Linked DNA regions of Homo sapiens: region 2 is linked to region 1. Evidence: chromatin loops called from intact Hi-C (ENCODE). Cell type or tissue: heart left ventricle. All regions are shown on one strand. Each heading gives the region's core, and the rest is flanking DNA. Links, peaks and the distances in the headings are about the cores only. Region 1 overlaps UFD1 (ubiquitin recognition factor in ER associated degradation 1). Region 2 holds the start of LOC112268289 (a long non-coding RNA gene).

What was found. Peaks named below come from ENCODE experiments on the same cell type or tissue, not always from the same donor. Only the 100,000 strongest peaks of a DNase experiment are listed, where the experiment ranks them.
Region 2: it touches region 1 in a loop (2.5-fold over the local background); 9 of 110 quality-filtered maps call a loop at or near these places.

The regions. Positions count from the first base shown.
Region 1 is chr22:19,457,956-19,469,350 of GRCh38, forward strand. It overlaps UFD1 (ubiquitin recognition factor in ER associated degradation 1), which reads right to left. Exons shown (of 12, transcript NM_005659.7): 5 at 9,918-10,048; 6 at 7,247-7,319; 7 at 116-184. Among named protein-coding and RNA genes, the nearest start is that of UFD1, 16 kb to the right of the region's middle. In heart left ventricle, for the core only: no CTCF peak of the experiment used is centred there; a DNase peak (open chromatin) is centred at 6,316.
Region 2 is chr22:19,189,888-19,201,282 of GRCh38, forward strand. It overlaps CLTCL1 (clathrin heavy chain like 1), which reads right to left. Exons shown (of 33, transcript NM_007098.4): 24 at 9,847-9,954; 25 at 6,602-6,769; 26 at 6,379-6,528; 27 at 1,417-1,548. It overlaps LOC112268289 (a long non-coding RNA gene), which reads left to right and starts at 6,757. Exons shown (of 2, transcript XR_002958736.2): 1 at 6,757-7,002; 2 at 9,721-10,202. In heart left ventricle, for the core only: no CTCF peak of the experiment used is centred there; no DNase peak of the experiment used is centred there.

The sequences.
Region 1 (11,395 bases), core at 1,321-9,320:
TTACCCAGAGTCCCAGGGGCTGTTTGATGCCCTCCTGACACCCTGGCCTGCAGTGGTCACCAACTGCCCATCCTCCCAGGGCCCAGGCTCACTGTAACTGGACAGAGCCACTCACGTTCATGTCACACTCAATGATGGACACTGCCTTGTCGGGTTTGGTCTCCATCACACGCAGTTCGTAGATCTGTGGGGCAAACACAGAAATCAGTTGGATGGTTTCCTGGCAGCACTGGAGCTGTCGCTGTCCATGTTACTGTGGCTCTACTGGCTCCTGCGAATGACACAGCATTCATGCCCATGACACAACCTACAGCTGCACTTCTTGCTGTGACAACACTGCCATAAGGGACAGGCTGCCCTGTGCCCATCGCTGAAGAGATGCTGTTCCCCAGATATGGTTCAAATTAGACAAGGTAGTTATACAGCTAACTGCAAAAGACACTAACAACCTTTAACCTGGAAAGTTCACTTCTGGAACTTTACTATTTATTTTATTTATTTATTTTTAGACAGAATCTCGCTCTATCGCCCAGGCTGGAGTGCAGTGGTGCGATCTTGGCTCACTGCAACCTCCGCCTCCAGGGTTCAAGCACTTCTCCTGCCTCAGCCTCCCTAGTAGCTGGGACTATAGGCATGTGCCACTACACCTGGCTAATTTTTGTATTGTTGTAGAGATGGGGTTTCACCATGTTGGCCAGGCTGGTCTCGAACTCCTGACCTCAGGTGATCCGCCCACCTCGGCCACACAAAGAACTGGGATTACAGACATAAGCCACCGCACTCGGCCTTCGAAATTTATTCTAAGTAAATAACTAGCTATACCCAATGAGAAAATTCTAAGAATGCTCATACCAACGTCACTAATACCACTGTACAGATGCTCCTTGACTTATGATGGAACCAAGTCCCATAAACTTATAAGTTAAAAATGTATTAATATTCCTAACCTACCAAACATCATAGTGCAGCCTGCCTTAACCATTCTCAGAACACATACATTAGCCTACAGTTGGGCAAAATCATCTACTATAAAGCTTATTTTATAATAAAATGTTGAATAACTCATGTAATTTATTGAATACTGTACTGAAGATCAAAAACAGAATGGTTGTATAGGTATTCAAAGTATGGTTTTTACTGAATGTGTATCATGTTTGCATCATAATAAAGTTGAAAAATTCTAGGTAGAACCATGGTCAGGGACTGTCTGTATACTCAAAATGCAGCTGAATTATATTTCTTCATATGTAAATTTACAGTTATACAATGGTATGCTACGCAGCCAACAGGAAAATAATTGTAAAACCAGTCATGTTGCTTGTGTCTAAGATGACCTCACCTATGTAAAAAAGGCACATAAAAAATGTCCAGAAGCAGGGCCGTGCGTGGTGGCTCACGCCTGTAATCCCAGCACTTTGGGAGGCCGAGGAGGGCAGATCACGAGGTCAGGCAAATGAGACCATCCTTGCTAACATGGTGAAGACCCGTCTCTACTAAAAAATACAAAAAATTAGCTGGGAGTGGTGGCAGGTGCCTGTAGTCCCAGCTATTCGGGAGGCTGAGGCAGGAGAATGGTGTGAACCCAGGAGGTGGAGCTTGCAGTAAGCTGAGATCGGGCCACTGCACTCCAGCCTGGGCAACAGAGCGAGACTCTGTGTCAAAAACAAACAAACAAACAAGCAAACAAACAAACTCCAGAAGCATAGAAATTAAAAGTGGCCCTATCTACTTTTTCCTGCATCATTTCAGGTTCTTTGCTTTTATCTAAAGTCTGTCTTGCTTTTTTTTTTTTTTTTTTTTCGAGATGGAGGCTCGCTCTGGCACCCAAGCTGGAGTGCAATGGTATGGTCTTGGCTCACTGCAACCTCCGCCTCCCGGGTTCCAGCGATTCTCTTGCCTCAGCCTCCCAAGTAACTGGGACTACAGGTGCGTGCCACCACACCCAGCTAATTTTTGTGTTTTTAGTAGAGATGGTGTTTCACTATGTTGGCCAGGCTGGTCTTGAACTCCTGACGTTGTGATCCACCCGCCTCAGCCTCCCAAAGTGCTGGGATTACAGGCATGGGCCACCATGCCCGGCCAGTATGTCTTGCTTTTACAACCATTTTAAAAAGTCTGGATAGTCCCACCATTTAAAAAAAAAACCTAAGCAGGGCCAAATCTACTTTTAAAAGTGTCATAATTATTGAATAGATAAGGAATAAAAAAAGGATCTGTCATTGTGTGGATATACTACCACTTATCCACTGAGCATCCGGCCTGTTTCCAATCATTTTGCTGTGTTAATGACACTACTATAAACATTCAAACATGTCTCCTAGGGCTTGGCTCATGCTTCTCTACCGTTTTCATGTTTTCAAAAGGCCACAAATAATCAGTGGGTCATAAAACCAACAGGGCTGCAAGCAGAACTGAAAAGGAAAGAATTGGAAGACAGTACCCTAGAAGTACTATTGCATTTAGTAAGGATAAATATTCCTGTGACATTTTCCATTTACTTTTATGTATTGGCATAATATTAAATACTTTTTTTTTAAACTATGGGACCAATTTTCTAGGTTGGTGCTCCTCAAACTACCTGGGAAGACCTAGTTTTTAAAAATGTGCAGTCTGCTGGACTGCCATGTGGTCCTCCTGCACAGAAGCAAGACACAACACACACCAGACGCCCAGAGCTCACCAAGACAAGTACTGGTTCTGTGGCCATGTGTGTGGAGGTTATGACAATGCCAAATTACTATACGTTTCTAAACATTCACTTTTGATTCCTGCTTCCTCGAGGCCCTGGCAACCACCATTCTTTTTTTTTTTTTTTTTCCCTTGAGGCAGGGTCTTGCTCAGTCCCCCAGGCTGGAGTGCAGTGCCTTGACCCTGGCTCACTGCAGACTCAACTGATCCTCCCGCCTCAGCCTCCTGAATAGCTGTAACTAGGCACATGCCACTACGCCCAGCTAATTTTAAAATTTTTTCATTAATTTTTTGTAGTGACAGGATCACACTATGTTACCCAGGCTACTCTCAAACTCCTGGGCTCAAACAATCCTCCAACCTTGGCCTCCCAAAGTGCTGGGATGCCAGGTGTGAACCACGGTGTCCAGGTGATTCTACTTTCTGTCTCCCATGAGTTTGACTACTCTAAGTACTCATGTAAGCGGAATGTAGTATTTGTCTGTCTGCATCTGGTTTATTTCACTGAGCAGAATGTTCATCCATGTGGTAGCATGTGTCAGAATTCCCTTCCTTTTTAATGTTGAATAATATTACATTGTATGTGTGTACCACATATTATTTACCCATTCATCTGCAATTTATTTTTGACTATGGTATGAGTTAGGAACTCAATTTGTTTTTTCATCTTAGGAATAGTCAATATCCCAGATTCCGCAACCCCAGTATCTCCTTTGCCTGGTGACATCAATGCTGCCTCAGTGGTGGACCAAGATTCTTTGTATATAAAGCTTTCTTCCACTGGCCTACTTGTCTACTCCAGAACCAATGCCATATGGTGTCTTAACTACTGGAGCTTTATTACACTCAGCTGCCGTATAGAATCTTCCTTATATATGACCAGATTCTTTTGTCAATATTTTATCTACAATCTATGTATCTGTATCAAGTGACAATGATCTGTAGTTTACCTTTCTCCTATCCTTGTGTGGTTTTGGTGATCAAGGTTATGCCGACCTCAGAGAATGAGTTGGGGGATATGTTCTTTCTCTATTTTTAGAATATCTAAGAGCAATTTATTGCTTGAGTGTGAGGAAGAACTTGCATATATAACCATCTGGGCCTGTGTTTCCTGGATTAAGATTTTTCTGATTGAATTACTTGACTGGCTATACAATTATTTAGGCTGTTTGTTTTTTTTTTTCTTTAGTCAAACTTCAATTACACTTTTCTCTAGGAAATAATTTATCAATGTCAAATAAGTTGGCTCATTTCTTAGTATAAAATTTTTCACAGTTTTATCTTTCAAGATATTTGCTTTATCTAATTCATTTTATTTGTTTTTAAACATTCAATATGCATGTAGACTTTTCAGGGTTTGCTTTTTTTTTGTTTGAGGCAAGGTCTTGCTTTATCACCTAGGCTAGAGTGCAGTGGCACGGTCACTGTTCACTGCAACTTCTGCCTCCCGGACTCAAGTGATCCTCCCACTTCAGCCTCCCAGGTAGCTGGGACTACAGGTGCATGCCACCATGCCCAGCTAATTTTTGTATTTTTTGTCGAGATGGGGTTTTGCCATGTTGCCCAGTCTGGTCTCAAACTCCTGGACTTAAGTGATCCACCCACCTCAGCCTCCCAAATTGCTGGGATTACAGGTGTGAGCTACCACACCCAGCTTCAGCTATCTTTTTTATTAACTTTATTGAATTGTAAACAGAGAACACTTTAATTCTAAACAACTCTCTCAAGAGAGTAAGTCTAGGCCAGGCGCGGTGGCTCACATCTATAATCCCAGCACTTTGGGAGGCTGAGGCTGATGGCTCACCTGAGGTCAGGAGTTCGAGACCAGCCTGGCCAACATGGTGAAACCTCGTCTCTACTAAAAATACAAAAGTAGCCGCAAGTGGTGGCACATGCCTGTAGTCCCAGCTACTCAGGTGGCTGAGATGAGACAGGAGAATTGCTCGAACCCAGGAGGTGGTAGCTGCAGTGAGCCAAGATCGCGCCACTGCACTCCAGCCAGGGTGAGACAAAGAGAGACTCTCTCAAAAAAAAAGAGAGTAAGTCTAAAGACTTACTCTTTTCCAACATTTTAGATGTCATTTTTTAAGCTTCATACATTAAACATTATTACTGCTTTATATGGCAACATTTACCCTGGATTCATATTTGCCAATTTATTTATTCCCTATTCCTTCTTGCTTTCCTTCTAGGATAATGCTTATTCCTAAAGTACATGCTTTTAAAATTCCATTGGTAAATAACCTCTCTCAGATTTGGTTCATCTGAAAATATTTTCACTTTGCCCTTATTCTTTAAGGAAGGTTTTGATGATAGTTACTTGATACTGGCTGTAACTGTTGCTATTCAAAGACCTGCTACTTGCTGTTCTTCTGAAGGTACTGTGTTTTCTCCCTGCTTACCTCTCTGTATTTGGTATTTTCTACCTGTAGCTTATTCTGTTTGTTATACATTATAAATTTCCTGTCATGATGGGCTGACCACCAATTCTAAATCAATTTCAGTTACCATCTCTTCAGATTATTGCAATTCCTCCATTCTTTCCTACTGGGATTGCAATGGGCATGTTTGACTTTCTCAGTGTCTTCAACATCTCAAGCTCTCATATGTTCCATCCCCTTGCTCCTCTGTGTGAAATTCTGTTATTTCTTCAGATTCATCTTTCATTAACTCTTTTATAGCTGTTGTTTAACATTGTTTTTCAAATCTTTCTGGTTATTTTTGATAGCCTTTTGTTGCTCGCTATTATAATTCCATTTTAAAAAATATCTTTGAACATTTTATATCTAATTATTTTACATTTGTATCTAGAAATTCTAATGCTGATTTCCTTAGGGATCTAATTTTTATTGTCTCTGCTTTGGTGTAGTTTAATTATGTGTTCTTTGCTTGTTCAATTGACAGCAATCCCAAAGACGTAACTAAACTGGAGTGCTTTTTCCAGAGAGGATCTGTTTATTTCTCCTGAGACAATGACAACACCCACCTCTGTGTATATTTTACTGCTTTTAAGGGTTCCCGTTCAATCCTGATCTCTGACTCAGATCTCCCACTAGAGCACTGATATGGCCATCTGCCCTCAGGGCAACCCAGCTTAGAGTGTTTAAAATTCTCTATAAGCACAACAGTACATTAATCAGAAGGGCCCATTAGAGGATCTAGTTTTCCCTACTTCTAAAAGTGGAAGTTCAAACCTGTGTTTCAATTTTACATACACTCTTATATAATGTACCCTCCCTTAGAGTGCAAAGTATCAGTACTATCCTTTATCATCAGTTTAGGAGTTATATGTAGTATTACTACCTTAACATTAAAAACAATAACATTAAACTGCCTGTAATTAATTATAAAAGCTTAGAGTATTCAGTTAAGGTAAACGATACCTAAAATGTTCTCCACAAAGCTAAAGGGAACAAGATTATTTCTTAGTTTATTAAAAGGAAAAAAGAAAGTGTGATTCGAAACCCAAGGAACTGAAAAATAAGGTCAGATGCCTCAAATATGAGGAAACTGCCAGAGAATAAGCTGGATCCCTGCACTGACACCAAGGGAGTAACTGGCTAAACCACAGGCAGCTGTGACACAGCTGTGACGGCCCAGTCCCCGAAGGGACCAGAGAGTGCTGTGAAGGAGCTAAGTGCTAGCTTCAGGGAAAGCCCAGCCAAGCCAGGCTGTGGTCACTCCCGAACACTAAGGCTAGCCCTGGCAACAGCTCTGTGGGAGGGTCAATTGTCAACAGTCACAGTGAACAGGGGCACCCATATTACTGTGCTCCATGCCTGTGGTGGGACAGCCTGATGGCAGGATTGCCAACTATTACATCCTCCTGCAGGCATATTCCCATAGGTAATAGGAAAGTGAATGCTTTCTTGAATTTTGGACTAAGTCCTGTCATTTCACTTTACAGTTAAATTGTCTAGATCCAGACACCTAAACAGCATAAAATCAGGGATGAAAACAGAGGCATTCAGACCTGAGAGACTTGTGTCAGAAAGGTCAAGCCTAGAGAAGCTGCTAAGTGAAAACGGAAGCTGAAGAAAACAGGAGGTGGAGGAGGATGTGGGCTCCCAGGAGGAGAGGTGAGCCTAGGAGGTGTTGCCCTAAGGCAGAGCCAGGCTTTGCTTCTCAGATGCCACACAGCACTTGGCCCCACTGAAGGGCCTGTCAGCTTCTGTGGGGCAGGTATCCCAAGGACAAGGACCCAGCAGGGTTGTTATTGTGTCTCCACAGCCCTGCAAAGGGCTTAGCTCAGATTAGAGGTGCAGTGGGGACCTTTCAAACCAAGACAGAACCAGCAGCCTTGCCACCAAGGTACACAGAGGTATGACTAATAAGTCTATCAATGTTCCCCTGTAAATGCAATCTATCCTCAAAACAGAGTTACCAAATGAATTAGGGCTCTAAATATGAACCCGGGAAAACTTAATAACCAAACAGTAGGCAGTAATTAGGTGATAAGATCCAGGCATACGCTGCTTAAAAAGAAGCCCCATTCAAACATTAGAATGGACACTGCAGGTGGCTCTTGTCAGGAATGACCTGCATGAACTGGGCTCACCTTTTCATTATAGTTGATGGCAATCACATCCCCGGTGGTCAGACAGGCAAAGTTCCTAAGTGCGTTTTCTAATCTGCAGACACATTCTGTCAAGGCAACATGGCAAGATGGATACCTTAATCTGAAACAAGTTTCCATGTTAGATGATTACTGGTAGGTAGAGACTGTACCATGATGGTACTTGAAACACGAAGCTTTTAATACAATAAAGTACTACTTGGCAATAAAGAAGGATGGAACTCCTAATATGCAATAATATGGATGAAATGCCAAGCTGGGGTAACAAATGCCAAGCTGGGGGAAGGGGAAATAACCAACCACAAAAGGGCAGTGAGATTCCATCCACATGGAACCCTGAGAAAGACAGATCTATGAGGATGGGAGGTAGCTGAGAGGTTTCTGGGCCAGGGGATCAGGTGGGGACTGACAGGAAAGGACCTTTTGGGGACATGGAAATGTTCTGATTACATGGGTGTATACATTTTCAAACTGGCTGAACTGTGTGCATTTTATTGTATACAAATTATACCATGGGATTTTAAAAAATCCTGTGGGAGTACTAAAGAACAAAAAAGATTTAATGAGTCAGATAGGTCCTCTCAAAAGTTCCTCAAAATCAAAGATGCTTTCATTTATACTTCTGTTGTTTCTATCTTTTGAGCTGATAACTTTAGTTAATAGAAATTAAAATAAAGAAACCAGCAAATACTTTTTATAACAGTAAAACTGTAGAACCCAAATGCCCACACAAGGAAATGTCTATTCATGTGGAATATTTTGCCATGTCTTCCTCATCAATTTGCTGAAGGACTTTACATAAAAAGGTCACATGAAATGTGGCTCCAGAGCCTGCCACTGTGAGTCCAACTTGAGGGTGAAAGGGTGAGGCTATCTAGGTTCACCTCGCTTGGTCAAACAGCTTTCCAGAACCAGAGCAACTTTGTGAAAAGCGCCTTATGTGGTGGATGCTTTCTTTGCTCCCAAATATGAAGTGCCACGGTACGAAGTGCCCTTCCCTCCACTCCTCTAGTGACCCTGCCAGGGCATCTTCTCTGACTTCCACTGCAGCAGCTGGAGGAGCAGAGCCAGAGCCCTCAGGCTGAGAACACGAGGCCTCTGCAGGCAGGGCGGGCTCCCCATATGGCCTCTGCGTACTCTGGCACCTGCTGCAGCACCAGCTTCCCACTTTCTCTGCTCGGTGCCAAGACTGCTTTCATCCAGACCTCAGCCAGACCAGAAAACACCAGGCTCTCAACTGATGGAAGTGACGCCCTTTCTCCACACACTAACAAGTTAATTGTGCTGACAAAACAGCATCTGAGATCAACCTGATAAGTCTGCATTGGGGCAGGGCGCGGTGGCTCATGCACGTAATCCCAGCACTTTGGGAGGCTGAGGCAGGTGGAGCACCTGAGGTCAGGAGTTCGAGACCAGCTTAGGCAACATGGTGAAACTCCGTCTCTACTAAAAATACAAAAATTAGCCGGGTGTGGTGGTGCACACCTGTAATCCCAGCTACTCAGGAGGCTGAGGCAGGAGAATCACTTGAATCTGGGAGGCAGAGTTTGCAGTGAGCTGAGACCGTGCCACTGCACTCCAACCTGAGCAGCAGAGTGAGACTCCGTCTCAAAAAAAAGTCTGCATTGCAACACATGTAAAAACCCTGAGAAAATGGGCATGGCCCATTCCTGGTCACTGACAGCCAAACAAGCATGTCTAGGTCAGAGCTCTGAAGGACAAGTTAACTAGCTCTTCCCATAGGACATCCCCCTGCCTGTGGGACAGGAGGCTCAACAAGGCCATCGTGTCCAGAACATAGGCAGCAAAGAATATACATGGCCCATATGCATCCAGAGCACACCCAGCAGTGCCTTGCTCCTAAGAAAACATGCGGAGAGAGCGCTACTGGGAAAGGAGGCAGCTTTTCTTAACTTCCTATCTGTCTGTGTTGTTTGACTGTTTGTTTTTTTTTTCAAGTATGCATTAAAAAAAAATAAAAAAAAAGAAGTAGAATGGAGTGGCCACTCTTATGCCATGATCGTAACAGGAAAAATCAGGGCCATGGAGCTAGAGATCTTGATTGGTGCACACAGCACCGTCCCGTACCTGCACTGCCTACTTCCTGATGCTGTCAACACATACACCTGGCTTAAGTTCAGAGGTGAACAAAAAGAATCCACTAGAACCTGATACCTTTGCTTTCTGCTTGGTGACATAGAAACTGCAGTCATTGCTACCTATTGGCCTGGAGTGAATCAGCTCTCAGGCTGGCATGCAGTGAGGTTGACGGGCCAGTGCACAGCTGGGCGGAGGTACTAGGGAGCCACAGAAGGGGCTGGAGCTGAAGGCAGATAAGCTGCTCCCTCCTTCCACTGGACATACTGTGCATCCTGGCTTTGTGCCAGGTGACACAGACCAACTGAAAGAAGGGCTTCATTGTGGTCTCCATGAAGTGTCTGGAAAGTGACAGAGGTGGCCCAGACAGCACCCAGTGCACTTGGCCAGGGCCACGCAGATGTGCTAGCTGAACCCCATTATTCTCAAATCACAACTTGAATCACAAATGTGTGATCCCCAAAGCAGGCACAGATTCAATACAGTACATGATGTTTAACAACCGCCAGCACACTCTCCTTTGTCTAGAAGAACTCCGCTTATTTGAAAAAGATACACGGCTTTGGGGTTGGTGATGTCCAGGAAGTCAGGGCTCTGAGGTTGGAATTTGGAGTAGGTGGCCACTTGAAGGTTGACGCTCTCCACCTGGACCAGGCCGCCTTCTTCCAAGAGTAAGTTCTGCATCATCTGAAAGGAAGAAGAGGCTACATGAGACTCCTAGAGATGAAGCAGCCTCCACAACCACTGCTCCCTATACACTGGGCAGGCCCGTCTTACTTGGGTCCTTGGAAGAGGAACCTGAGCCAAGATAAGTAATTCGTGATACTATGTCAGGAAGGAGGGAAAAATCAAGTGATGTGGAAGGAAGAAGGCCAATAAAGGGGTGCTACTGAAGCTGTATAGCTCACAGTGTGAACGCATCTCTGCAGGGCTGCCCGGATTACTCACTAGCTCCAGGCTTCCCAGGGGCAGAGCATTTTCCTGGAATAGTCACTCACTGTACTTCCAAGCTGTCCCACAAGCAAATTATAAGGCCCTGCGTCAAGTAGGGCTGCACCTGAGGTAGGACAAAAGCAGCACAAGGCAAGGCTGACCTGGCAATGGAATGGCCCACCACAGCTGAGGCTGCAAGATGGTGACAGACCCCAGAGGTCTCTGCTAAGGAGGTTATAAAAATCTGACAAAGCCTCCACATGTCTCTATTAAACAACCCAGCCAGGTAGACGACGGCTGAGAAGTGAGACGGAAAGAGATAAACAATGCCCATGAGTACTGGGTGTGCAGGGAGTCCAGACTCAGGTCAGAAGCTCTATGTCTCTTGCAATGAAATTTTGCTTGTCTTATTTGAAACCGTCTTAAAAGGGGTGTCAGACATATACATCAGTAGAAAGAGCCGTAGAAGAGAGCTCCCACGCACCGAGCCCTGACAGTTGGACAGTGCTCACGTCGTGGCTCAGTCCATCGATCAGCACTACCTCACACCCAGTCCCAAGCCACATTAGATGCCCTGAAGCAAATCCCAGGTATCACATCCCTTCAAGAATGTTTCATCGGGAGTGGCAGTGAGAAGGTGACTTTAACAGCCAAGGGAAAAGGGGGCTGAGGGCTGTGTCACAAATGAGAGGGAGCTCATGAGGAGGGAGAGGCATGCTGAGGCCGAGGCTGTGCCTGGGAAGCCGTGCCTAGGCCATGAGTGAAGCCTGAGTGGTGGGCCCTATGGATAGGCTTGCAGAGGACCCCATGCACTCACGCTGACAGCTGCTTGTCAGGCTAGTAAGGGCAGAAATAGAGGGTGGTCACTCTACCAAATGCCACAGGCAGGCACAGAAGGATGCAGAGGTGACTGGCTTTGGTAACGGGGGTCTGGCATCCCCAGGAGTGATGTTCTAACAGGAAGTATTCTAAGGCTCAGAGTTAGCCAGTCGCAGGCCAGGCGCACTGTCCCTGGGTAGATTTTTGTGGGAAATTTGTCAGCGAGGGGAAGGATACTGGGCTGCAATTGCAAGCCTGAGGGAAGGCTGGCCAGGGATGGGG
Region 2 (11,395 bases), core at 1,854-9,853, 270 kb before region 1:
ATCATTTCTTTGTGTTGGGAACATTTCAAATCTTCTCCTTTAGCTATTTTGAAATGCACAATAATTTATTGTTTTTTTTGAGATGGAGTCTCTCTGTTGCCCAGGCTGGAGTGCTGTGGTGCAATCTCGGCTCACTGCAACCTCCCGGGTTCAAGCGATTCTCCTGCCTCAGCCTCCCAAGTAGCTGGGACTACAGGTGCCTGTCACCACGTCTGGCTAATTTTTGTATTTTTAGTAGAGACGGGGTTTCACCATGTTGGCCAGGCTAGTCTCGAACTCCTGACCTCGGGTGATCCGCCTGCCTTGGTCATCCACCCACCTTGGCCTCCCAAAGTGTTGGGATTACAGGCATAAGCCACCATTCCCGGCCATTAATTAGCCTAATTCCAATGCTGTTGTGTCTCAGGGAATAGGGAGGCCCAAGGAAAGGAAGAGGGACCAGGGCACGGCCAGTCAGCGGAGCAGTCAGAACACATACAACATTTATCCATTAAGTTTCCCTTCTTATAGGGGCATGGTTTGTGGCATCCCAAAACAATTACAATAGTAACATCAAAGATTGCTGGTTGTGTGCACTGGCTCAAGCCTATAATCCCAGCACTGGAGGAGGCCAAGGCGGGAAGATTGCTTGAGGCCAGGAGTTCAAGGTTGCAGTGAGGTATGACCATGCCACTGCACTCCCACCTGGGCAACAGAGCAAGACTGTCTCAAAAAAAAAAAAAAAAAAAAAAAGATCACTGATCACAGATCACCATAACATATATAATGACAAAATTTGAAATATTGTGAGAAATCCTAAAATGTGACACAGGGACATGAAGTGGGCACATGCTGTTGGAAAAATGGTGCTAATCGACTTTCTCAATGCAGGGTTACAAACCTCCAATCTTTTTTTTTTTTTTTCTTTTGAGACAGAGTCTCACACTGTCACCCAGGCTGGAGTGCAGTGGCACGATCTTGGCTCACTGCTAGCTGTGCCTCCCGGGTTCACGCCATTCTCCTGCCTCAGCCTCCCAAGCAGCTGGGACTACAGGTGCCCACCACCACGCCCAGCTAATTTTTGTATTTTTAGTAGAGACGGGGTTTCACCGTGGTAGCCAGGGTGGTCTCGATCTCCTGACCTCGTGATCCGCCCGCCTCGGCCTCCCAAAGTGCTGGGATTACAGGCGTGAGCCACCGCACCCGGCCACAAACGGCTAATCTTTAAAAAAACACAGAATTTGAGAAGCACAATAAAATGAAGCATGATACGGGAGGTATTCCTGTATCTGAAACCTAAAACACTTTGATACACTGGTGAATCTTCAAGTCAGCTGGGGGTCATTTCAAAAACTCTTTATAAAGGTGCTATCATTCAGATGACTTTGTTAGAGCTAGCCCAATACACTCTTCTACCTGGGGTTTTGGTTGACTCACCTTTGAAAAGAAACTGACTGTCCAGGTGTGGTCCAGCCGGGGTGAAAGCACCAGCAGCAGGTCATTGATGAGCAGTGGTTTGTAATCCAAATAGAACTGCAGGGCTCTGTAACAGAGCTCGACGTTGGCAACCTGTGGTGAGCAAAGCTGAGGGTCAGTCCCTGCCGCTGTCTCCAGATACCCCAGGGCTCCTTCCAGTTTTTGCTCAAATGACACTTTACTACTGAGGCCTGCCATGACTACCCCCTATAAGACTCAATGGCCTGTGAAGGTGCCTCCTCTCATCCCTGAGGTATTTTGTCCCCCAGCACTGACACACTGAGCATTTTTCTTAAGAGGCCAGCCTCAGGGTTTCCTGCCTCAACCCAGCACCTAGACCAGTATCTGATGCAGGGTCCACGATCACTCAGTATCGGCTGAATGAATGAAGTGTAATCAGTCAGAATGAAGCCCCACAGCAAAACCAAACAACAGAGTATGTTTCCATCCAAGCAAGATTACTCCAGCTTTCCTTGGAGGCCTCAGCCTGAGCCATAACCAAGTGGACAGCATGTCCTGTGACATCACCAGAGCTTTTGAGCTGAAACACTGTGGTGCTCAGACCCTGGGTGAGACCTGAAGGCCAGCCCATGCAGAGAGTGGACCACTCTGGGTGGACCCTGTGCCTGTGCTCCTGGGTCTCGAGATTTGGCCAGGCTGCTGTGTCTCTTAGCACTTTCCCCACTGGTCTGCCACCATTCTCTTGCTGGGCGATGTCATCTTTTTTTTTTTTTTTTTTTTGAGACGGAGTCTCACTCTGTCGCCCAGGCTGGAGTGCAGTGGTGCGATCTCTGCTCACTGCAAGCTCTGCCTCCTGGGTTCATGCCATTCTCCTGCCTCAGCCTCCTGAGTAGCTGGGACTACAGGCAGCTGCCACCATGCCCGGCTAATTTTTTGTATTTTTAGTAGAGCCGGGGTTTCACCGTGTTAGCCAGGATGGTCTCGATCTCCTGACCTCGTGATCTCCCCACCTCAGCCTCCCAAAGTGCTGGGATTACAGGCGTGAGCCACCGCGCCCAGCCCTGGCGATGTCATTTGGTGGCTTGCTGACTGTGGCATCGATGTCCAGGGCCTGGACACAGCTCTGTTCAGGGAGCATGCAAGCCAGATGGGCATGAACCAAGACAGTGGTGATGAATGTGTCTGCGTGAGTGTGGGGGTCCCGGGATGTGCACAGGGCACAGCTGGAGCTAAAGTCATGCTGGGATCCCAGGGTGATCACCACTGGAGCCTCCAGCACTGCTGGGTTTGGGTGACCTGGCAAAAATGTGGGGCCCGATGGGGTCTTCTGACTAAAAGGGGTCTAATGGTCCCACTATGGCTTACTGGCCACTTCAGGGTGTCTTCTTTCTCCTTCTCTTTTCCTTTTGTGCTAGAGCACTCACTGTCACCAGAGATTCTGACCCAGACAGGCAGCAGGGTCCCTAGTACCCGCCACCATGGATTCAGAGCAAAACGGTGAACTGGCCGCATCACAAAGCTTCACCTATGGCACTGGTGGGCCCCCAGACTCTGCCACAGGCCACTGTGGGTCCACTCCTATTGGAGCTCTAGCACCTGTCAGCCTTCTAGGCTGGCCCTTTACTCAGCAGCAGGGCCAGGACATGGGGGCCTCAACTAGACACTGAAGAAGCAGAGAGCAGTCAGGATGTGATGTGGGGCTGAAGAGAAGGGTAGGGACTCAAGTTCATCTTCTGTGGCGAATCACCTCCTCAAAGCCCCACCTGCTTCCCCACCAACCACAAGGCTCCTCAGGCCTCCCGTGAAGGAGAGGAACCATCCAAGGACAAGCCCATTTCAGAGACTCTTGCAGGTATCACGCGAGTGGACAGACTTGAAGTGGGGCACCAGCAGTCCTAGCTTCCCTTGTGGGACACCTGGTACCATGTGCACTCTTGGCCCTTTCAACAGGTCCATGCAGCATGGCCGGAATGCCGTTTAAGGTGGAGTATAACTGCCATGTTCCCACCCAGTTCCTCTGGTGTTGAGGCCTGCAGGGACACACATCTCTGTTGGGCTCAGCTGCTGGGATCTGGAGCCCTCTGCACTACAGGAGGAATGGAGCGGCGGGGCCCCTCTGGAGCGTCCTCCAGATCCAAGCTGAAAGACAGGATGGGGTGAGTCCACTAGCCACGCGCCAGGACATGGAGCACTGGCAGGCCCGTGCCCACTAGCATGGTCAGCAAGGACAGCCAGCACCCCAGAAGACATGGTAGTATCCCTGTTTTATACAAGGGAAAACTGAAGGCTGGGCGTGGTGGCTCACGCCTGTAATCCCAGCACTTTGGGAGGCCAAGGCAGGCGGATTGTGTCTGTAATTTATTCCTTCCGGTGGGTTCTTGGTCTCACTGACTTCAAGAATGAAGCCACAGACCCTCATGGTGAGTGTTACAGCTCTTAAAGATGTTGTGTCCAGAGTTTGTTCCTTCAGATGTTGAGAGGTGTGAGTTTCTTCCTTCTGGTGGGTTCGTGATCTGGCTGACTTCACAAATGAAGCTCCAGACCTTCGCAGTGAGTGTTACAGCTTTTAAACCTAGTGCAGACTCAATGAGTGAGCAGCAGCAAGACTGATTGTGAAAAGCAAAAGAACAAAGCTCCCACAACATGGAAAAAGACCCGAACAGGTTGCACTGCTGGCTCGCATGGCCAGCTTTTATTCCCTTATTTGGCCCCACCCACATCCTGCTGATTGGCCCATTTTACAGAGCGCTAATTGGTCCATTCTACAGAGTGCTGATTGGCCCATTTTACAGAGTGCTGATTGGTACGTTTTTTACAGAGTGCTGATTGGTGCATTTACAATCCTTTAGCTAGATGCAGAGTGCTGATTGGTGTACTTACAATCCTTTAGCTGGACACAAAATTTCTCCAAGTCCCCACCCGACCCAAGAAGTCCAGGTGGCGTCACCTCTCAAGATCACCTGAGGTCAGGAGTTTGAGAACAGCCTGCCCAACATGGTAAAACCCTGTATCTATTAAAAATACAAAAATGAGCCGGGCGTGGTGGCAGGCACCTGTAATCCCAGCTACTCTGGAGGCTGAGGCAGGAGAATCGCTCGAGGCTGGGAGGCGGAGGTTGCAGTGAGCCAAGATCGCGCCACTGCACTCCAGCCTGAGTGACAGAGTGAGACTCCGTTTCAAGAAAAATAATAATAAAACAAAAAAAGAAGAGAAAACTGAAGCTGAGATTCCGCCACAAGCTCCAGGATAGCTGGTTGGCGTGCTGTGCTGCACAACCTGAAAGAAGCGCCCACCGGATGCCAGGCACCTGCCATGGACCACTTGGTCGGGAGGAAACATGATGTCCATTGTATGGATGGGATAACGAGGTTCACAGCGGTGACACCCCTAGCCCACATGGAGAGAGACAGTGAATGGCTGAGCTGGGGTGCCCCCCGTGTGAGTTAGCAAGCTCCCCTGCTCAGGCTGCTGCTGGCCCAGCCCTATGGCTAAGTGGATTCCTGCTATCGTGTGCCCCAAATACAGATTGGATGTCGTCCATCTGATTGGACCCCTGCACTGGCGAGTATCCTCCTACCCCCTTCACACCTGAGCTGACAGTGTCTGTCTCCCACACGGCAGGGTGTAGTAGAAGCATCATGAATCACACAAGGAACTGGACTCAGCCATCAGCCCTGCAGGCACCAGATGAGAGATGCTGCTCTCCCACACAGTGAGTCTCAGCTGTCCTGCTATTATTTTATATGCCAGTAAGAAACAAAAGCATGGCCACTTCCACCACGGCTCAGCAATTTTTAAAAACACCCTAATATCAGAGGAGTTACAATGTGAATAAAATACACACAGGATTGATCAAGTATGGATTTTCCAGCACACAGACAAATCTACAAGGCAGCAGCCACGTGTGCCAGGCCACAGTAAGGTATGACCTGGCCGCACTCCCTCCAGCAACCTGCAGACTCTGCTCAGGGTGGGACGCCCCATCAAAGGCCCCCACTTTCACGTACCACCATGCCCAGTAACATGGATGTCCTCCAACAAGAAGCTCGGGCTTGTGGCCTGGTGCTCAATACTGGGTTCCTTCAAATAGTTCCCAGGAAAGGCAGAGGCTGAAGGCCTCACCTGGCAGCACACGTGCCACTCGCGCCCACCCTCAGTAGCCGCATGTGGAAAAGAGGTGCATGAGCGAGGCCACAGCTCACTGCTGTGCCACTCCAGTCACAAGCCGACTGTGACAAGTTAGTTACCCAAAGACCATGGCACAAAGCGCAGATACCCAATGCAAAGGGATGGGGGCTGAGGATAAAGAATTCCAGCCCCTTCACCAAACTCACATACAGAGCTGGAGAGGGGTGGGTCCTGAGGTTGAACTCTCTAAGAGACCGGAAACAAAATAACAAAGGCTCACTTGACCATGGCACCCAAACCCGACACCACCCAACAGTGTGGCTGCTGACAGAGAAACTCGGGTCCCGGTTTAGCCCAGTTAGGCTACAGGATGGAGGCCCACTCCCAGACAGGTAAGGCCGCTGGTGCTGGGGAGAGACATGAACTAAAAAAAAAAAAGGTCCGATGGTGAACAATAACCACAGGAAGTGGGGGTGGGAGCCCTGAGCTGACAGGGCAGAAGGAAGAACGAACTGAGGCCTGGCCACAAGGGCGTGGTATGGTGGGAGGGGCGGGCAGGCAGGGCCACAGGGCCACGGCTGCATGCTGGCCTGACCCTGCCCGCAGCTCAGCTGTGCATCGCTAGACGGGTCACCTGCCCTTCTTAAGTGTCAGTTCCCTTCAAAGATGGAATTACTACCATCTGCCCAGAGGGTGGTGGACTCATACAAGTGAACGCACACACAGCATGGGGGCATGCTGGTACTCATTCCACTCCCACCTGCCCATTCCCCTGCACCCAGAATAGGGCCTGGCAGAGGCTGGCAGGAGCCAGCGCTCTGTATCCCCTCTTACCTTGGTAATGATGTCCTTGAACTGACCCTCCTTCCAGGCCTCAGTGGGGTGGCTCATCATGGTGAGCACAGCATTGTCATACTCCTCGTACTTGTCATAGAGGAACACCAGCTCAGCCCACAGGTGTGCCTGCTCTGCAGCCCTCAGCACCTGGACAAGGAGGTCAGGGTCGGCTTGTGCTGCACGTGGCCACGGCTGCCAGACTGCAAGGAGTACACGGTACCTTTGGGATGTTGACACGGGACCAGAAAAGCTCCAGATGCTCCAGCATCTTCTGTGGCTTGAATTTGGAGTAGAGGATGGCCAGCTCAGTGAACATGCCCATGTGGGCCCGCTCCAGGCCCAGGGCCGCTTCCAACAGCAAGATCAGCTCCTCAAAGTAGCCACGATCCTAGCAGACCAACAGCCACGCGTGGGGCAGAGTGATTGCATGCCTCCTGCAGCCACCCTCCAGCCCATGCCCACGCCGCAGGGACTGTGCTTGTGACTGGGAATGATCCCGAGGAGGCATGTGTGAAGAAAACGTGTATACATACTGTGCTACAGATCATGCCATTTACTTAGCAACTTATTGGATCATCTGACAATTACCAGTGGCACACTGCACTACAATTTTCAAGTTTAGTAAGTGCAAATTAGTATTGCCAATTTTATTTAAAGAATTAGAAAAAAAAATAGGAAGTGGGTGGTAACAGGGTCTGGGAATGATTTGTTTTAATCCCTTGCTACAGCTCATTACTGAGATCCTGGCTCCAACAAACCTTCAACTCCACTCACGATGCCACGTGGCTGTTGTTTCACTGTGTCCCTAATTATGATGGCCAGCCCCTTGCATTCAGCCCCACACGCCTCTGACACTCTCCCTGGACAAGACCAGACGTCTGGTTACAGCCTGCTCAGCATGCAGAAAGCCTGGAGAAACACCCAGCCATGTGACCCTTTCCCTTTACTCTAACGACCACAGCCCTGGGAGGGTCCGACCTAGAGGACTGCCTCACACCTCTTGTTTTCCCAAGGAGGACACCCTTCTGTGCCCCCTCCACTCTCAGACTAACCTCATTTCCCAGTGGCACACTTGTCTGCTGGCAGCATCTGCACCCCCCAATCAGCTACAGACACGCCGCCTGTGCTCCTGTCTGGAACCTGCCCAGCCTGCAGCTCCATCCCACCTGCTTGCCTACCAAGGCCACAGCTCCGGTGACTCCTCATTTCTCTTCTGCCTTATTTTCACTCTCCACAGCTGGGTTCAGCAAGCATCCCGCTCATCCTCCTATCCTAAACACCCTCTTGACCCGATGTCCCTGCTAGCTACCTCCCATTTTTTCTACTTCCTTTTGCAGCAAAAACTCCTCACAACAACCATTCCCATTCCTCTCCCTGTTCTCTCCAGCCACCATCAGGCTGAGTCTCTCCCAAGCTCCAGGTCACAAGCAGCCCCCTGGCCCTGCCATCCTGCTGTCTGCTCAGCAGCAGGCCCTGTCCCTGCTGACCGGCCCCTCCTCTCCAGTGCATCCAGGAGCCAGCACACTCTCTGGGTTTTCTTCCCACTGTACTGGCTGCTCCTGCTCCCCTCCTCAGCCCACCCCTGTTGGGCAGTCTGGTCTTTTCACCTACACTCATCCCCAGGGGACTGCAGGCAAACATAGATGGATGTGGATCACCTATATGTCAGCAACTCCAGGTTCACTGCTCTAGCTAGGCCCCTCCTCTGTGGAGCTCCAGATCTGTCTCCAGCTGCCTACATGATGCCCCCACCTGAACATCCAGCGGGCAGCTCAAGACTTAGCACCATGTGTCCAAAAAGTAATTCTTGTCCTTCCCTCCCGTGCTGCACCTTCAGTCTTCCCCTCATCCACTGGTGATAACTCCGTTATTTCTACTTATTCAAGCCAAAACCAAATGGAGTTATCCTGGGCTTTTCTCTCTCACTCCACATCAGTGCATTAGCATATCAAGGTGGCTGCTCATTCAAAGCACACACCCAATCCTGATGGCCTGATCACCTCTCACCCTGTCACCACCACCCTAGTCAGAGTCACTGTCCCTTCTCGCCTAGACCACTGCAACAGCCTCCAGCTGCTCTTCTGGCTCCTGTCCCTACTCCTCAAGTATGTGTCTCAGCACATGAGCCACCATGATCCTTTTACCCCCGACAGCCCTGCACCCATCCCAAGTACAGCCCGTGACCTTCCTAACGGCCTGAGATCTGGCCCTCCGTCAGCCTCTCTGCCCCATCTCTGGCTCCAGCCCCTTCCTTGAATACACAGCACACTTCTGCCTCAGGACTTTGCCTGGCCACTGACCCTTCCCTCAAATGTTCCCATGACCAAATCCTTCCATTTCTTCAGGTCTTTGCTCAAATGTCACCCCCTCAATTGCTGCTACCTTGACCGCCCCTTTATGAAACTCCATCCAGGCACTCCTATGCCCTCAAACCGGCTCCATTTTCCTCTATAACTGATCACCTTCAAACACACTATATAATTATTCATTAGGTTTGTTGCTTGCCTGCCAACCTTGCTGAATGCCAGTTCAATTAAATAGAGGCTTTTCTGTTTTGTTCACTGACACAATTATTGAGAATAATGCCTAGCACACAGTAAGTACTCAAAGATTTGCTGACTAAATTGTTCTTTTGTCAGCCCTGTACTGCTTGATCACCCTCCCTGTTGGCTTTCCAGTTCATTTCTCAGGCGCCTCTCTGGGGGTGGGAAAGCATTTCTCATTGAAAAGCCATCACACCCAGCTAATATCTGGACACTCTGGCGCTGGTGCGAGCCCCTCCAGACAACGTCTCACATAGTGAGGGGTTTGGGGCTCAATTTCCATGGCCATGGTGACACTGCTGAGCAGAGTCAGATCCCATCTTCGTCTGCCTTGACTAACCATACCTGGAGTTGTCATGTGGCTCTAGGAATCCCACAGGTGGAAGCCCAGGTCCCTAAACACACAAATCACTGTCTACCAACCACTCAAGAGAGCCTACCTACAGCATGAACATACAGGGCCCCACCCTTCCAAAGGGTCCAGGTGGGGTTCCCTCTCTTGCCTGTGCTTTGTCCCTAAGGCACTTGAAAAACAGACTACTGGGGCTGCACACTGTGGGGAACTAGGCTATGGACTAGAGCTCTGCCACCACCAGCCCAGTATTCTCAGCAACCCTCCAAGGGTTGTTCCCGTCATGCAAGCCACTGACTGGGCTTCTGAAGGCCCAATAACACAAGAGGATGGAGAGAACTTAAAAAACACAAAATTCCAGCCAGCCATGAGGTCGAGGATAGCTAACAAGGCAATTGAATTTAGTTCATAAATGACTGTCTAACACATGAATCTTCCCCTCAGGGCCATGCTTCATATTTGCAGATGCAACACTGTGATGGTCACGAGCTAAGGGGATGACCGTGCCTCTCTGTGGAGTGTTTAGGCATCACTTGTCATCTGCATTACCAGCAGAGATCATCTGGTCACCTGGTAATAGCACATCAGCTCCTCCAGCTCATCTGCATGAATGACGATGTGAAGACCACACAGCTGTGCGAAGCGGAACTCTTGTCCATCCATGCAGGCAAAGCACACCTAGGGGACGGAGGGCAAGCGTGAGGGTCCCCAAGACAGGACACAGCACCACAGCAGCTGACTTACAAGGCACACAGTTGCAAATGCAGAAATACCAGCAGTGGGGTATTTTAAGTTGGATTCTGAACAAGTAGCTAACTCTATGATGAATTGTACAAGACTGGGAGAAAAAATATGACATTTGTAATCTGCAGGCCAAGGGGGTGCTTGAGACCATGGAAAGAATAAAGTTTGTGCATTACTTCGTAGGCCCTGAGTTTTGTTCAGGTGGCGGGAAAGTCATGCTGGAATTTCAGGTTTGGGGTTTGAAAAGGAAGGCTAAAAAATAATGACCATCAGAATGCATCTCATCTGAGTGTTGTTTTCACGGGGGAGCTTGTTTTAATAGTTTTTTAGACTACTTTTGTTTTCTGCACTGTACAGTATGTATACTTAATGATAACAAGCCTTGAGAAGTGCAGAATTCCCCTGTACAAAAATAATCACATAAGCCAGTGTCATTAACTTGAGATATAATCTTTGGCCCACTGTTTCCTATGTGTGATGCATACACCAGCACCCTGACAAATTTCCCACATAAACACAGTGGAATTACATCATACATTCTGCATGATGATATATTCCTCGCATAATATTGGCAACATCTTTTCCTGCAACTCTGCCTATTCATCTTAAACAGCAGGGTAGAGTTGTAATGCATACATTAACAAAGGCCTTGGCCGGGCGCAGTGGCTCATGCCTGTAATCCCAGCACTTTGGGAGGCTGAGGTGGGTGGATCATGAGGTCAGGAGATAGAGACCATCCTGGCTAACATGGTGAAACCCCGACTCTACTAAAAAATACAAAAAAATTAGCCGGGCGTGGTGGCGGGCGCCTGTAGTCCCAGCTACTGGGGGAGCTGAGGCAGGAGAATGGTGTGAACCCGGGAGGCAGAGCTTGCAGTGAGCCGAGATCGTGTCACTGTACTCCAGCCTGGGCGACAGAGCTAGACTCCATCTCAAAAACAAAAACAAAACAAACAAACAAACAAAAGGCCTTGACATTAGACCTTTAGGCTAATTTTAATCTTTCATTAAACAATGCTGTTTTGGATATTTCTTCAGTTTTTTCTACTTGAAGATGGATTCTGATATTATCAGAGAGCCTCCAGACAATTTACCAATTTGCCACAAAGGACCAATAATGTAAATTTACACTGATTATGCAAATAAGGTGACATGATTTAAAAGTGTTATGAAAATACTTATAATACTGGTAATTCCATGCTATTAAGGCTACCTCTGGGGGCCAACTGGTTCCACATCAGATTCTCTGGGGCCTCTGTTCCAACTACAAACACTAGCCTAGAGACTCTAAGAATCCCAAGGGTTCAGACCCCTGCCTGGGCAAGAGACCGGCACCCAGAAGAGTACCGAGCAGAACGCAAAGGACACGGAGAGC